2 separate regions of the Homo sapiens genome follow, and region 1 is linked to region 2. A link is an interaction called in ENCODE POLR2A ChIA-PET data of the cell type or tissue named here. Cell type or tissue: PC-9. All regions are shown on one strand. Each heading gives the region's core, and the rest is flanking DNA. Links, peaks and the distances in the headings are about the cores only. Region 1 overlaps TUT7 (terminal uridylyl transferase 7). Region 2 overlaps DAPK1 (death associated protein kinase 1).

Region 1 (2,801 bases), core at 149-2,648, 1.3 Mb before region 2:
AAGCCAAAATTTTATTTACTAAGGACAACTATCTCTCATTTTACCTTTACCTTCATTTTAGCTTCTTTGAATGGCCTGTACACTGAGCATATTTCAAAGGAAAAAAACAACTGGCCATTGAAACAAAAGTTTTCTCTAAGTACATTTGTTTATAAACTCTGCTATTAGTTCTATAATCCTTATAATGAATAAAAATCATCCTGTTCCTTTTTAAAACTTATAACTTTTCAACTTGTTAAAGTGATTGTGGGATTAAACCATAAAAAATTGTTTTAGATAGCTTTGATAACTTATATCGAGTTTTAAAAAATGAAACTATTAGTAACACATTAGTGCTTGGAAACATAAACCTACTGAAAAGCCCTACATGAAGTAATTCCTCCATCAAGTTTTCAGAGGAACTCATTACTACTAGTATGGCAATTACAATGAACTGGCAGGCTGAAAAGGAAATATAGGACCTCCAATTTTATAAAAAGCTTGCTGAGAGCGCTAAAGGATAAGCAGCAAGCATTGTGCTAAAACTACCTGAGATGACTATCTCAAAATTCTGCAAACACCTTCCACAATATAAGAAAATTAAAAAATTAAAAAAAATTAAAGTGTTGGAAAAGTAGTTTTAAAAAATCAATCAAAATACACTGAACAAATAAAATACTAAAAGGTAAGTTGTCATTTCAACAGAAAATCAGGCTACCTTGCGCTACCTTAATATTTCCTTTTTAATACTCCCCCGACTCCCAATTAAATTATCATAATCTTTTAAGGCCAGTATTTCTGGTCTGAACAATTTTTTTTTTTCAGATAAGCACTTCTTTTACTTAGAGATGTATCCATTCTCATTTAGTTTGCTTATCATTATAAACATTATCAAAAAAACTGCATCTAACTTCAGTGTTTATTACAGGTTTCTTAGGCAAAAACTCTATAAATTTAAAATAATACTGCAATACCCTTTAGAAAAGCCCCTATTAGTTCACAAGCCAGTAAGTGATAGGGAACCGAATTCCTTTTTTAAACTCTTCCTCTCTTCTGGTCACAAAGGTTTCTCCATATAACCATATTTGCTGTCATTTTCTAGAAAGAGTAACTTCTCTCTTCCTCCAAAGACCTCAATCAACTCCTACTGCTTTTATACAGAAGTGGATGGCTGCAGAAATTCTGTCAGATAATGGCAGCTACCATGATGGTGTATCTTATTATGCAACAGATGTAAAGCACTTTATATGTACTGCCTTATTTAATCCCTACAGCAATCCTGCTAATACTGTCCCCATTGTACAGATGGGGACAATGCGAATCCAAGAGAATAACTTCTCCAAGAACACATGGCTAAATCAAAGTAAAGGGATTGAAAATATAGATTAAAATATGGATGGGGCCAGGTGCAGTGGGTCATGCCTGTAATTCCCAGCACTTTGGGAGGGTAAGGTGGGAGGACTGCTTGAGCTCAGAAGTTCAAGACCAGCCTGGACAACATAGTGAGATGTCATCTCTAGCAAAAATGAAAAAAATCAGCCAGCAAGATGACTCACTCCTGTGGTCCCAGCTACTCAGGAGGCTGAGACGGAAGGACTGCTTAAGCCCAGGAGGTGAGGCTGTGGTGAGTCATGATTGCGCCATTGCACTCCAGCCTGGGTGACAGAGTGAGACTCTGTCTAAAAAACAAACAAACAAAAAAAGGATGAAATCCTGAAATTCAGCCTTCTAACTAACAACATAAAAACTGGAAAGAAATTACTAAAATCCCTTCTTGGAACATACCCATTCACATCTAGAGTGGACTAGCACTGAAAGGCAATATAACCTTCTAAACCTACTTTCACAGGCATGCATGGTAAAAACTGTCAAAATCTCACCGGAGGGACTCTTGGAGGGTAAAGCTAGGTACTGATGAAAAATTCTTGGCCAGGCGTGGCAGCTCATGCCTGTAATCCCAGCATTTTGGGAGGCCGAGGCAGGTGGATCACCTGAGGTCGGGAGTTCGAGACCATCCTGGCCAACATGGTGAAACCCTGTCTCTACTAAAAATACAAAAATTAGCTGGGCGTGGTGGCAGGCACCTGTAATCCCAGCTACTCGGGAGGCTGAGGCAGGAGAATTGCTTGAACTCGGGAGGCAGAGGTTGCAGTGAACCGAGATCATGCCATTGCACTCCAGCCTGGGCGACAAGAGTGAAACTCCATCTCAAAAAAAAAAAAGAAAAAAGAAAAATTCTCATAATTACTTGGAGGAAGACTACCTGGCTTACCTCAGATTTATTGTAATAAGAGTTCTCTATATTCGGCATTCCAAGTTTCCCATATTTTATTTGCATATGGTTCACAAAGGACATGTGTATTTGAGTGGATGCTTTCCAGCTAAGATCATTAATGGCAATGTCCCAAATACATTAAACTGGCAATCTAGGACATTTGAAGGCTAAAGTAGGGGCAGTAATGTAGAGCTGAAAAAAACAGAAGGTAGTACCGTATGTGGGGGGGAAAAAAGCAACTCCACCATAATTTCCATTATATCTTCTCACATTGTTGAATAATACCCTTCCTTATTAAGACACAATTTTGATAAAGAAATTTCGATCTCTTTAATGAGATCCTTTTTAGTTTATACTTTCAGTTGAATCTCTCTAAACTAAATAATGTTATACCGAAGCTTAATGCTTCCTATATGAAGATTTTCAAGGGATAGAAACTGAATAATTCTTTACTTAATAACTGTGAAAGCATATACCTGTATGTCATACAGCAAAAACATGCAAACTTTTGAATTACCTCCAATAAAAAAATAGCAAAATGCATTTC
Region 2 (2,801 bases), core at 187-2,686:
CTGGATCAGGGCCAGCAATGAAAAGGTTAGACCCTGGGCTTGGCACCAGCTTATGCAGCAGAGACATTAATTGTCATGTCCAGTCAGATTATGCTTTTTCCTTCCATTCTGAATGTTGCGTCTTCTCTGACATTGTATATCCACACCTTCATTCTCCCATGTGAACAGAGCCTCCCACAAATAAATAAAGTTGACAGTAAGAACTGACTGGATTAAACAAAAGTTAAACAGGTTTCTTTTTAAGGCACCAGGAACTATAGAAGACCTACAGAAACAGGAATGCTGCCATCCTTGTGCCTTGACCTTGAGAATCAACTTGGGTTTCTTTCTGATTGTTACTAGAATGCTTCCTGAATTCACAAACATGTTGTACTTTTATTGCATGGCATCTCAGAGCATCTTAAAGCAAAGGTTTTAATTAATTAGAACACCTTGTGAGTCTTCAACTGGGAGGAGAAGGCAATATGACCCAAACAGATTTAACCACAAACCCCTGCCCTTTGCTTTCCCCTCACAAAACACTTTCCTAGAGTGATGCTGGAGTCTGTCTGTAACTTCACAGTGAGATGTCTTGTATGACAAACATAATATGTACGAGGTCCACACAGCAATGGGGCTCAGTACCTGGAGCTTTGGAGGCGAATACACTTGAGTTTGAGTTCATTTCTTAGTTATGCAACTTACTCGCTCAGTGATTTGGGACAATCTTTAAAAATCTCCCTGAGACCTGATTTTCTTATTGGTCAGAAGAGATGACGATGTGTATCTCATGGAGTTGTGATTATTAATAAAGAAATATGTGTAAAGAGCCTTGCATATGATCCTGGTTACAGTTTCTTCAGTGACTGCAGAGGTAGTAGTCAGATTAAATATATCAGTGAGTCAGACAGAGAAATTAGATGTCAGCCTGTTCTTTATGAAGCTTGCTCCTTTTCGCCGTGCGTTTCCTCTTTTTAATAAAATTGGTGATTACATTTGAATCAAGTTTTTTAATATAAAACTCATTAAAGGAAGAATGTGTCTCATTATCTTTGTATGTATCTGACCATGAGTAGTTAATAAATGTTTATTACATTTAGTGGAAAGTTTTTAATATTAAAATTAATGTGATGTCTATATCTAATGCAACAGACTGTTCTGTCAGTTATTAAACGATGGAAAATTTTAGTGCATTTTTTGGGGAAAAAAAGTTGGTGTACAGTTGACTTTCATTATGTGTGAGAGTTATTCTCTAGAAATTCACTGCAAACACTAAACCATTGCTCTTAGGAGAAATCCAGGGTTACCTTCTTGTGAGTCTCTGGTCAAATCATTTTTGTCATTTTTGCACAACCTTGTTTTATGTGTGTTTCTGTTTAAAGACATCGTATATGTATATGTGATTCATTAACATTGAACTCAAGGCAAACAGCACATTACGCATGCCTGAATGAAGCTTATCTAACACACATAGTCTCTCCCTGAGTCATATCACAGCTTTGTTGTGCTTAGAAACACTAGACAGCCCCACAGTACTATACTTGGGGGTCATTGTATACAGTGAAATTACCAATAAAAAACATGACACTAAATGGGCTGCGGAGAGCACACTCGATTATGGTGTGAGAGCCGAAGCAAGAAGGCAGCTGTTTGACTTCAGCTAGGAACGTGTGCAGCAGCCTCTCCAATTTTCCACGATCCTCTCCAATTTTCCACGATCCGTGCATGTCCACAAGTGACTGTGAAAGTGCCAGAAATATTGACTTGGAGGTTACAAATAAATTTTATGCCTCCTGCAGTGACTCATGCCTGTAATTCCCCGACTTTGGGTGGCCGAGGTGGGAGGACTGCTTTGAGCCCAGGAGTTCTAGACCAGCCTAGGCAACAGAGCGAGACTCTATCTCTGCAAAAAAGAAAAAAAAGAAAATTAGCTGGGTGTGGTGATATGCTCCTGTAGTTCCAGCTGCTCTGGAGGCCAAGGTGGGAGGATTGCTCGAGCTCGGGAGGTCAAGGCTGCAGTGAGCTGTGATTGCATCACCACACTACAGCCTGCGCGGCAGAGCGAGACCCTGTCTCAAGAAAAGAAAAAAAAAATTACTAAGTAGGTGAATTCACCAGTACAAAATCCATTAATAATAAGGATCACTTGTACTGCTTTATCAAAATTAAATGTCATAGCATGCAAAGAATTTCTCTTTTCCAGTAAAAAGCTACCTTCCCCCATCCATTGAACAGCCCCAGCTGTATTAATGGTAATTAATTAATAATGCAGCCATCCGTATCGTTGTTAATTACTGACTGGCCTCAGTGCATGGGTGTGAGGAGGGGGCAGAAGGGACAAGCGCCCCCAGCGTGGTTGTGGCAGTGGCCTTGCTGCTTTATGTGCATTCGCTTTGCTCCCTGGTCTGTCTGAGCTCGCCCTTGAAGCTGGATCATGGTATTCCTCTGAGGGCACACGATTTAGGAATCCTCACCAGAAAAGTAAACACACAAGCTGTTTTTTTAAGTTGTTGTTGTCTTTGGGGAGGCAGAGGTTGGGTGAAGAGGAACTGTCCCCCCAAAGGAGTCCCGATCCAGGGTGGAAAGCGGGTCCAGGCCCAGCTGCCCAGGAAGGAAGGGATCGGAGCAGCAATTCACCAACAGTCCAATTCAAATTAGACCTCACAAAGCAAACTACTCTGATTAGGGAAGAATTGCTCCTCCAGGAGTCTGTCCTCACAGTTTGCTGGCTGCCTGAGGAGACTGTGCTATGGAAATGCCCTACAGGCTTACCCATCACACACAAAGGCTCCCAGAGGCCCCCAGGTGGGCCTGGCTGCTGG

Evidence for each region. Peaks named below come from ENCODE experiments on the same cell type or tissue, not always from the same donor. Only the 100,000 strongest peaks of a DNase experiment are listed, where the experiment ranks them.
Region 1: POLR2A ChIA-PET joins it to region 2 with 12 read pairs; 1 of 35 experiments calls an interaction of 5 or more read pairs at or near these places.

The regions. Positions count from the first base shown.
Region 1 is chr9:86,347,091-86,349,891 of GRCh38, forward strand. All of the region lies in intron 2 of TUT7 (terminal uridylyl transferase 7), which reads right to left. Among named protein-coding and RNA genes, the nearest start is that of TUT7, 5.9 kb to the right of the region's middle. In PC-9, for the core only: no CTCF peak of the experiment used is centred there; a DNase peak (open chromatin) is centred at 1,581; H3K27ac peaks cover 1,392 bases.
Region 2 is chr9:87,598,538-87,601,338 of GRCh38, forward strand. All of the region lies in intron 2 of DAPK1 (death associated protein kinase 1), which reads left to right. Among named protein-coding and RNA genes, the nearest start is that of DAPK1-IT1, 46 kb to the left of the region's middle. RefSeq lists an enhancer at 1,815-2,408. In PC-9, for the core only: no CTCF peak of the experiment used is centred there; a DNase peak (open chromatin) is centred at 1,444; H3K4me3 peaks cover 875 bases; H3K27ac peaks cover 2,500 bases.